Regions from separate parts of the Homo sapiens genome. Here region 2 is linked to region 1. A link is a contact called in ENCODE Hi-C data. All regions are on one chromosome and are shown on one strand. The core of a region is the stretch at or near the end of the contact, and the rest is flanking DNA. Distances in the headings are between cores, read along the strand shown. Region 1 holds the start of EVI5L (ecotropic viral integration site 5 like). Region 2 holds the start of MBD3L1 (methyl-CpG binding domain protein 3 like 1).

Evidence for each region. Hi-C counts contacts between places; a loop is a spot of excess contacts on that map. Pooled maps may share reads with other maps.
Region 2: a loop to region 1 is called in a pooled map, with 14 times the contacts of the local background. The contact joins the promoter of MBD3L1 here to the promoter of EVI5L in region 1. A Hi-C loop is called at or near these places in 14 of 50 pooled maps.

Annotation. Positions count from the first base shown.
Region 1 is chr19:7,828,382-7,832,953 of GRCh38, reverse strand. EVI5L (ecotropic viral integration site 5 like) reads right to left here and starts at 2,736. Exons shown (of 20, transcript NM_001159944.3): 1 at 2,573-2,736. RefSeq lists a silencer at 2,640-2,879.
Region 2 is chr19:8,830,515-8,835,283 of GRCh38, reverse strand. MBD3L1 (methyl-CpG binding domain protein 3 like 1) reads right to left here and starts at 2,907. Exons shown (of 3, transcript NM_001393532.1): 1 at 2,762-2,907. It overlaps ZNF558 (zinc finger protein 558), which reads left to right and starts at 2,980. Exons shown (of 10, transcript NM_144693.3): 1 at 2,980-3,075; 2 at 3,883-3,966. RefSeq lists silencers at 2,171-2,430, 2,931-3,200.

The DNA of each region.
Region 1 (4,572 bases), core at 1,487-3,986:
GAGTCTTTTCCTCCACGCCTTCCTTCAGCAAGTGGACAGAACAAACCTCTTCCTACCCGGTGTCAGAGGTCTATGTGGGGCATCAGAGATCTATGTGGGGCCTCAGCATGGCTATCCGACAGCCCCTCATGCCCACCCTGTTCCCCGTGGTCCTCCTGGGAAGACCCTGTGTATAACCACAAGTCCTGCAGCAGACCATCTCTCATCTCCATTCTTCCAGCTCTGATTCGAGCTGGCTCCCTGCAATACAGCTCAGCCCTAGGAAGATGGCCACTTTTCAATGAAGTGTCAACTAAGACCCTCGCAGGGACCTGGGTGGCCAGTGATTCACAGGAGCCCATAGGACTCCCCTCCGAGACCTTGCTGTCCCCTTCCACACGGCACTGGGGGAACACACAGGGCCACACCCTAGCCTTCCTGCAGTTCCAAGTTCTGTTCTAAAAATTTAGCCGCTCTCCCCGCACCCCAGTTTCCGATGGGGAAGTTGAGGTACTGAGCCGCAATGAGCTTTTTCCTGGATGGTCCACAATCCGCTAGTGAATATCCACAAGGAAGCCTGGGCCTTTTATCTCAGGGTTTCTGAGCACAGTTATGTTGTCAGAAGGACCCCAGACGCACAGTGCCCAGGCTGCGCGGGACTGGACCGGCCCGGCTCCTCGCCCCCTGCAGTCCTGGCCACAGTGTCGCGCCAGCATCTCCTCTCCTGTCTTGTCTCATCCCTGTGCCAGGGCCAAGCCACCTGCGATCCCTTCCAAACCACCCTCCGCTGACCACAGAAGCCCAGAGGAACCTACAGGTTGGACCCTGAGGCCAGAGCTGGGAGTGGGGAGGGCGGCGGGATGGATGGGAAGAGCCACAAAAGACGGAAAGACACAGGGACACGGGTCCTCTAGCTCAATCACATCCCGGCCGAGGGGGAATAAAACGAAGCAGACAACTCATTCATGTTCCACTCGAGCCTCTTCAGCACATTTTTCCCTTCTGAAAATATTCCTTAACAAAGAGCTGCCTGCTTCTGGCAGGCCCCGACCCAGGTCTCAAATGCCAAGATAGAAGGAAGCTGTTTTGTTTTGGCCAAACACACTAGTTGTGGGTGAAAGAACTCTCGGGCTGTCAGGGGCCAGCTCTGAGGAGCAACCTGGACCGCCCTGCTGGCTCTGGCATTTGAGGCCAGTAGGCGTGATGGGGTCAGGAGGCTGGGGGCAGACTTCAGGACGGAAGCCAGGAGCTGTGAATCCTCTCCCTTCCCGCCAGGGGGTGGCATAAATCAGGGGGCGGGCAGTGGTTCCTTCGGGACACTAGTGTAGGAGAGAAAGTGAGCGTCCTTCCCTTTGAAAGGGCACAGCAGGGAAGGATGGATAACTTGGCAGAGGCCTGGGGCAGGTTCCCACAGGGGTAGGTGCTGGGGGATTCTGGGGCCCTGTCACCCTCCAAGGCTCCAGTGTGGGCGCTGGTTTGGTGGAGGGGCAAGTTGGCTTCCTGGGGTGCGGCAGGCACCTCATGGTCTCTGGAATCTCTGCTTGAGCTGGGGGAGCTGTCGGGGACTCTGGGAGGGCCTGGACAGGTGGGATCTGAGGAGGGGTGCAGAAGTGTTGAGTGGGTGGGGGCAGGGGCAGATATGCCTGGGGTCTATGTTGGAGCTCTTAAGTTTTTCTGTGTGTGCTGGGGGATCTAAGTGACTGTGTGTGTGTGTGTGTGTGTGTGTGTGTGTGTGTGTGTGTGTGTGTTTGGGGTTTTCAGAAAGATGGGTGGCTCTGGATGGGGAGTGGGGTGGTTCAGAATATCCAACGGGAGGTCTTGAGCATGGGTGGATTTTTCAGGATCCAGGAGCCAGGATCCAGATGGGGCAGGATCAGTGGAGCTACCACAGTGTGCTGGGTGGACGCCGGGGAGTGGTGTTTAGGGGTGCCCTTGGGCATGTGGCAGCTGGGGTGGGAGATGGGCTAGCAGGCTGAGCTGAGGGCTGTGGGCAGGGGTAGGAAATCCGACTTACAGAGGCCAGAGAGGGGTCCTGTGGGGTCAGCATGGGGGGCGGGTAGGCCCTGAGGCTGGTCTCCTTGGGGAGAGGTGGGGGCAGTTCTGGGCCCAAGATAGGAGGACGTGAAGTGAGGGGGTGCGGGGAGGGGGTGGCAAGTGTTGTCCAGAAGGGAGGGGTCCTGAGAGATCAGGGCAGAAGGTGGACGGGGGTTCTTGGGCTTGGGGGGCGCTTCTGAGGGGCTGATCGGCGGAGTGGGGGGATGGGGAGCCCTGAGGGGGTTCCCGGAGAGGAGTCCTGAGGGTCACTGCAAAGGGTGGACGGGGGTCCTGGGCCTGCGGGGTCCTCATGGGGAGGGGACGGAGTGGGGGAGGGGGATCCTGCAGGAGCTCCTGGGGAGGGGTCCGGAGGGATCGGCAACGAGGGTGGGCAGGGGCCAGGGTCCTCCGAAGGTCCCGGGCTGGGGATGCCGAGGCTCCCAGCGCGGGTTCCGGGGCACGACGGCCCGAGTTGCGGTCCTGCCGGTTCCCCGCGGGCCGCATCACGGAGCCGCCGGCCTGAGCAGGCGCCCGGGAGGCCCGGCCCGCGCCGCCCTACCTGCGCCGAGCGCGCCGCCATCTCCGTGCCGAGCCTCGCCGCCCCGGGCTGAGCCGCCGGATCCTAGCCGCGCCGTTCGCCCCGCAGCCCCGGCCCGGCCCCCTCAGCCGCCCCCCGGGACCGCGGCCGCCGCCGGCTCCGCCGCTGCCATTTCACCCGCTGACAGGAGCCGCTGCCCCGCCCCCGAGGCCCCATCCGCCAATTCGCCGCCCCCAGGCGCCCTGGCCCCGCCCACCAGCCAGGAGTGACGGGGTGTCTGACCATTCCGTGGCCATTCCGTGAGGCGGGCCCTGGCTACGTTCAGAAGGTTGCCGCCTCTGAGGAGAGAGCGAATTGAAATGAGGGAAGCGGTGAAGGACAGGTAGTTTTGCGTATCGGAATGAGGAATCCTATTGATCAACACCTGATAAGACCAATAGCAAGGAAAGTGGGGGTGTGTCCGTGAGGAAAGGCTGCGGCCCTGAGGAACACCAGGCAGACGCGGCCAAGCGTTTGGCACTAAGCCCCGCCCAGAGCCGGGCTTTCTGCCCAATAACGAGACGCCCCGAGACGTCCATTATTATCTGCCCCTCAAACCTGGGCCCTGGCAACTGCTGGGGGCGCCATAAAGAAGATTGACACCTAGGGAACCAATGCTACTGAAGGAGGGCGGGAAAGTGACACTCTCTGACCAATGGGTATGTGAGATTGGTGGGAGCATTGGCGTCCTGGGCGGTGGGGCTTGAGGCCTGGGTTGAATGAAATGGGGGTGGGGCTAAGAGGAGGGCGTGGCCTAGGCCAGAGATGGGGCGGGGTCAAGCAAGGGAGGGGCTCGGGGGTTGGGTCTGAGAAGGGGCGTGGCCAGAAATCCTGAAGACTCACTGGGGACGTGATGGCACCGTGTCGTCTAGGAGCCCAGTTCTGTGCTGGGGACGGGGCGGTTGATATTGGGGGCGGGTCCCATAAAAGATTCAGGCCCGTCCCCTGTCTTACTCCAGGCCAGGTTAAATGTGTTCTCTAAAGCTCACAGAGCCGCGTGTTTCTCCATCAAAGCTCGGTTCGCGCCGTGATCGTGGGGAGGGATAGGCCCTCCCATTCCCCATCCTCCCAGGCTGATAGATCCTCGGGGAGTCGGGATGCAGGGCCTAGGTCGGGTCTCTTCCAGGTCCCCAGCATGGAAACTGCTTATAAACATTTGATGAATGAATGAATGAAAATGGGCCCGTGACTCTTTTAACAGAGAAGGGAGAGGTGGAGAATCCTTCAAGCTAGAGAGGAATTCGTAGGGACAGTTACTGACAGCGGGCAAGACTGACCAAAATGGACTTATTTCCTCCCCAAGATGTAGGGATGGGCCCTGGAGGGGGTGGGGCAGGGAAGGACCTTGTCATAGCAGAGAGGGTGACGTCATAAGTGTGTTTTTATTTATTTATTTTTCAGAGACAGGGTCTCGCTCTGTGTCCCAGTTTGCAGTGCAGTGATGCGAACATAGCTCAATGCAGCCTCGAACTCTTGGACTCCAATGATCCTCCCGCCTCAACCTCCCCAGTAGCTGGGACTACAGGTGCGTGCACACCATGCCCGGCTAATTTTTTTGGTAGAGGCTGGGGTCTTGGTATGTTGCTCAGGCTAGTCGGAAACTCCTGGTGCCAGGTTCTCCCACTTCAGCCTCCCAAAGTGCTGGGATTACAGGCATGAGCCACCTCGCCCAGCTAGATGTCCTAAGTTCAGAATGGGGAAGGGAAGGCTGGACCCAGGGAGGGGCACGTCAGGACTTCCTAAGGTCTGAGAGCTCAACCTTCTCTGTAGTAGGAGACTCTGTGTGGCCTTGCAAGCAGTGACTGACATCCACGTATGGTCCCGGCCTCTGTCCAGCTCTCTCTGCCTCTCCCTCCCTCTTCCTGTCTATTTTGCATCTGCCAACGTTCTGGAACTGTTAATAAACCTCCCCAGGGTCCGGGCGCGGTGGCTCACGCCTGTAATCCCAGCACTTTGGGAGGCCGAGGCGGGCAGATCACGAG
Region 2 (4,769 bases), core at 1,658-4,157, 1.0 Mb before region 1:
GGTCAGGAGTTCAAGACCAGCCTGGCCAACATGGCAAAACCCTCTCTCTGCTAAAAATACAAAAATTAGCCAGGCGTGGTGGTGAACGCCTGTGGTCCCAGCTACTTGGGAGGCTGAGGCAGGAGAATCGCTTGAATCCAGGAGGCAGAGGATGCAGTGAGCCAAAATGGTGCCACAGCACTCCAGCCTAGGTGACAGAAGGAGACTCCACCTCAAAAAGAAAAAAAAAAAAAAACTCTTTGTTCACTTTTAATTGGGTATCTTTTTATTGCTGAGTCGCAAGCCTTTATATATTTTGAATACAAGTCATGTATCAGATAAATCATTTGTAAATGTCTTCACCCAGTCCATGTTTGTCTTTTTTCTTGATGGTGTCCTTTGAAGCATCAATGTTTTTTAATGTTAAGTCCAATTTATATATTTTTTCTTTCGCCACCTGTTTTTGATGTCATATCTAAGAAACAATTGCCTAACCCAAGATCACAAAGTTTGACACCTATGTTTTCTTCCAAGAAGTTTATAGTTTTAGCTCTTACCTTTAGGTCTATGATCTATTTTGAGCTCACTTTTGTACATGGTGTGAAGTAGAGGTCCAATTTCATTCTCTGTTTTTTGTTTGTTTCTTGGTTGGTTGGTTTTTTTTTTGTTTTTTTTTGGTTTTGGTTTGTTTTTTTTTTTTGATGGAGTCTCGCTCTGTTCTCAGGCTGGAGTGCAGTGGGGTGATCTCGGCTCACTGCAATCTCCACCTCCTGGGTTCAAACGATTCTTCTGCCTCAGTCTCCCGAGTAGCTGGGACTATAGGCGCCCGCCACCACGCCCAGCTAATTTTGGTATTTTTAGTAGAGACGGGGTTTCACCATGTTAGCCAGGATGGTCTCGATATCTTGACCTCGTGATCTGCCTGCCTCAGCCTCCCAAAGTGCTGGGGTTACAGGCGTGAGCCACCACGCCCAGCCCAATTTCATTCTTTTGTATATTGGCATCTAGTTGTCCCAGCACAATTTGTTGAAGAGAACAGTCTTTCCACAGTGAACTTTCCTAGTATATTGAATTTTGAACTTGTTCATTTTTGCTTAAACTTCCTTCAGCCACCTGAAAATGGATATTTTTGGGAAGCAGAGATCTAACTATTTTTTTCTGAAAGGACGGGTGCATGAAACAATATCATTCATTGAAAGTATTTCTTCCTGGCTGATTTTAAATGTTACCACTCTCTTACATAAAATTTTTTCCCTTTGCACTTACCAGTATCTTTTTTTGTTTATGGTTTTTGGTTTTTGTTTTGTTTTGTTTTTTGAGATGGAGTCTTGCTCGTCACCCGGGCTGGAGTGCACCGGCTGCAATCTCGGCTCACTTCAACCTCCACCTCCCGAGTTCAAGCTATTCTCCTGCCTCAGCCTCCCAAGTACCTGGGATTACAAGGCATCCGCCACCACGCCCGGCTAATTTTGTATTTTTAGTAGAGACGGGGTTTCACCATGTTGGCAGGCTGGTCTCGAACTCCTGACCTCAGGTGATCTGCCTGCCTCGGCCTCCCAAAGTGTTGGGATTACAAGCGTAAGCCACCAGGTCCAACCAGCACTTAGTGGTATCTAACGCACCAACCCACCATGTATTCTATTTATCACATTCACTGTCCATTTCTCCTGCCCAACTCACAACTAAAATGCACGTTCTCTGAGGGCAAGGACGTTTACCTATTTTGTTCAGTCTATATCCATGGTGTATAAAACAGAGACTTGTTGGGGGGGAGGTAATAGCATTTATTCCATGAATATGACTACGGCATACACACATACACACACATACATGTCCACACTATATCTGGAAAGATAGAGGAGAAAATTATTTTTGCCTCTGAGCAAAAGAACTGAAAGACCGTGGTGGGAGAATATTTGACTGACTTTGTACCATTCTTAAGTTTTCCTATATGTGTATCTATGACCCAGTCCTCTCCTGCTCCCCTAAACTCTTAGTGTTAAATCACTATGTTCTGCCTTGGGAAAGCAAGTTATAGACAAATGTGCATACATAATCTGATCCTATTGGGTTGTATGAACATGGGGCAGTAACTGTATCAACAATCTAGGGATCCAAGGAAGGCCCTACCCCTGAATCTGATCTCCCACAATCCTGGCTCCTGGGCCTATCCCAACCCACCCACATCATACACCCTTTTATTCATACCCAGATCCCTGCCCCTGGAACTGGTCTCCACCCACTGCCCCCTCCCCAGGCCTGGTGCAGCCCACAGTCCCGCCCCCAGAACTGGTCTCCGCCCACAGTCAGCCCCGCCCCCAGGCTTGCTGCCACCCCATAGCTCCGCCCCTAGAACTGCTCTCTGCCAATCACCACTGCCCTCCAAGACCGGTACACCCACAGCCTAGTCCCCGCCCTCCGCCCGGCCCGGAGCTTATCTCCGCCCACAGCCAGCCCCAACCTCCAGGGCTGTCACAACCACAGCCTGGTTCCCGCTCAGCCCCGCCCCGGAAATGGAGGTCTCCACCCCTGTAACTGGTCTCTGCTCAGTCATCCCCGCTCTAGAAGCCTTATACCATCCGCCCCGAGAACTGGGCCCCACCCACAGCCCCGACCCTGGAACTGGTCTCTGCCCAATCAGCCTCGCCCTCCAGGCCTGGTACGGCCTCAGCCGGTTCCCCGCCTTCAGCCCCGCCCCGGAACTGATCTCCGCCCACAACCAGCCCCGCCCCCAGGCCTCGTGCGGCTCACAGCCTGGCCCCGCCCCCAGGGCCAACCTTACCCCCGCTACTGCCCCAGGCCAGGGCCCAACTTTGTGCCCACTAAGCAAACTAGAACACCTCTGCCCAAGGCTGGGGTTCGCGGCCGCCGCTCCCGCCCGCCGCGCCTGTCGCCTAAGCGCCGAACCCCCAACACGCTCGACTCTGCGAGGCTGCCCGCGCGAGCCGGAAGGGGACGTGCAGCGCACCTCTCCCCAGACCGGAAGCGGAAGCGCGGGGCGGTACCGTGGGAGGGGCCGCGCGTGGGGCAGCGGGGAGCGAGTCCCTCCGTCCCCGCGAGTCGGCGCTTTTGGCCCCGCGGGAGGGGCCGGGCTCGGTGAGCGACTGGCGGGGGCTCGGGTCCGAGTCCAGGGGGCGACGTGGGCCGCGGACACCGCCAGCCACGGGCCCTGCGTCCCTCCAGGGAGCCGTGTTTCGGTTCATGAGGCCTCGGGCTGTGAGCTTAGGTCAGCACGAAGCTGCTGCTTGCTCCTGGGTCGGGGCCCCGCGCCGCTGTTGCCTCCTCAGGGAACCCCAGTCGCCCTCACCCGGGGCGATTCCGCACCCCAGGGGACTTTTGGCTGTAGCTGGAGACGACTGTGGTTTTCACAAATTGTGGGGAGGGGAGGCTGCTACTGTCACCTAGAGGGTGGAGGCCGGGGAAGAGGGACGCTGCTTGCTCTTAAAGATCCTACGTTGTACAGGACAGTCCCCCACAACAAAGAATTATCAGTAGTGCCAGGTTGGGAAACCCTGCTCTAGGGCCTTAAAAAAAAAATCTCTGCAGTTCTGAATAAACTACATAAATTGTTAAAAATTCAGTTTAGTCACTTAATAGGGCCTCTAAGTGACAAGATATTTTTAAAGCCTGTGGAGTCACCATAGAATCTCTCTCCAGCGTAGTAAGTTGAGCAAGTCAAATGCACACAGCGTTAAGCTGCTTTCTCCCCTCTTACGGAGCAGATGGCCAGATGGGAATCAGGTAAAGCCAGTCATGGCCCACAGGCTGGGCCCTTATTACACATTTAATCATTGAGTACCCAAAAAAAGTGAATGGGATGGTGTTTCCGGCAGCCGTATCCAACAACTGTACAACCTATACAAAGCCTCGAAAGAAATCTTTGTGTCTTTTTTTTTTTTTCAGATGAGAAAAGCATCATTCAAGCTCAGATTCGTGTTGAAGCCTGCCACAAGGTCCACCTGTTGTTGTGGGTTTTTGGGTGACCAGGTGAGTACAGTGTGGAACCTACAACAAGGTTTCAGCAGGCTCTGCTGTGTAGAAGAACTCCTCGTGGGCTTTTCCTGTGCTGGGGTTGTAACCACATTGAAGTCACTAAGAGTGAAGGTATCTTAAGGAAAGTTCAAGGTAAAAAGACAGAGGTGTTTATGGTTACATGTGTGTAAATAAGTAAATACAGTTACATGCAAATAAGTATCCACAAAACAAACATACAAATAACGTAAAGATGTGTAACTGTAGCTAAAGACAGATTTTCTGGTATGCCGTAATGCTAAAAGTTTCTGAATTTTATATAAGTATAGAAAATATTTACATGTATATGTAGTGTTACAAGTCTTCCCACTAACAACTAGCAGGACTACTTAGCAACATTTTTCAGGCCTGTTTGATTTGACTTTTTTTTTTTTTCTTGAGACCAAGTCTCACTCTGTTGGCCAGGTTGGAGTGCAGTGGCGCGATCTTGGCTCATGTCAACCTCCACCTCCCAGACTCAAGCAAATCTCCTGCCTCAGTTTCCTGAGTAGCTGGGACTACAGGCAAGTGCCACCACGCCCAGCTAATTTTGTTTGTATTTTTAGTAGAGACAGGTTTTTGCCATGTTGGCCAGGCTGGTCTTTAACTCCTGACCTCAAGTGGTCCGCCCACCTCAGCCTCCCAAAGTGCTGGGATTACAGGCAAGAGCCACCGCACCCAGCTGTTGATTTGATTTCTAAAGGCATATTGGCCCTCCACCAAACTTCAAAATATAAGGGCATTTGTAAAAAGGATGATTTATTAGTAACAAATTTAAA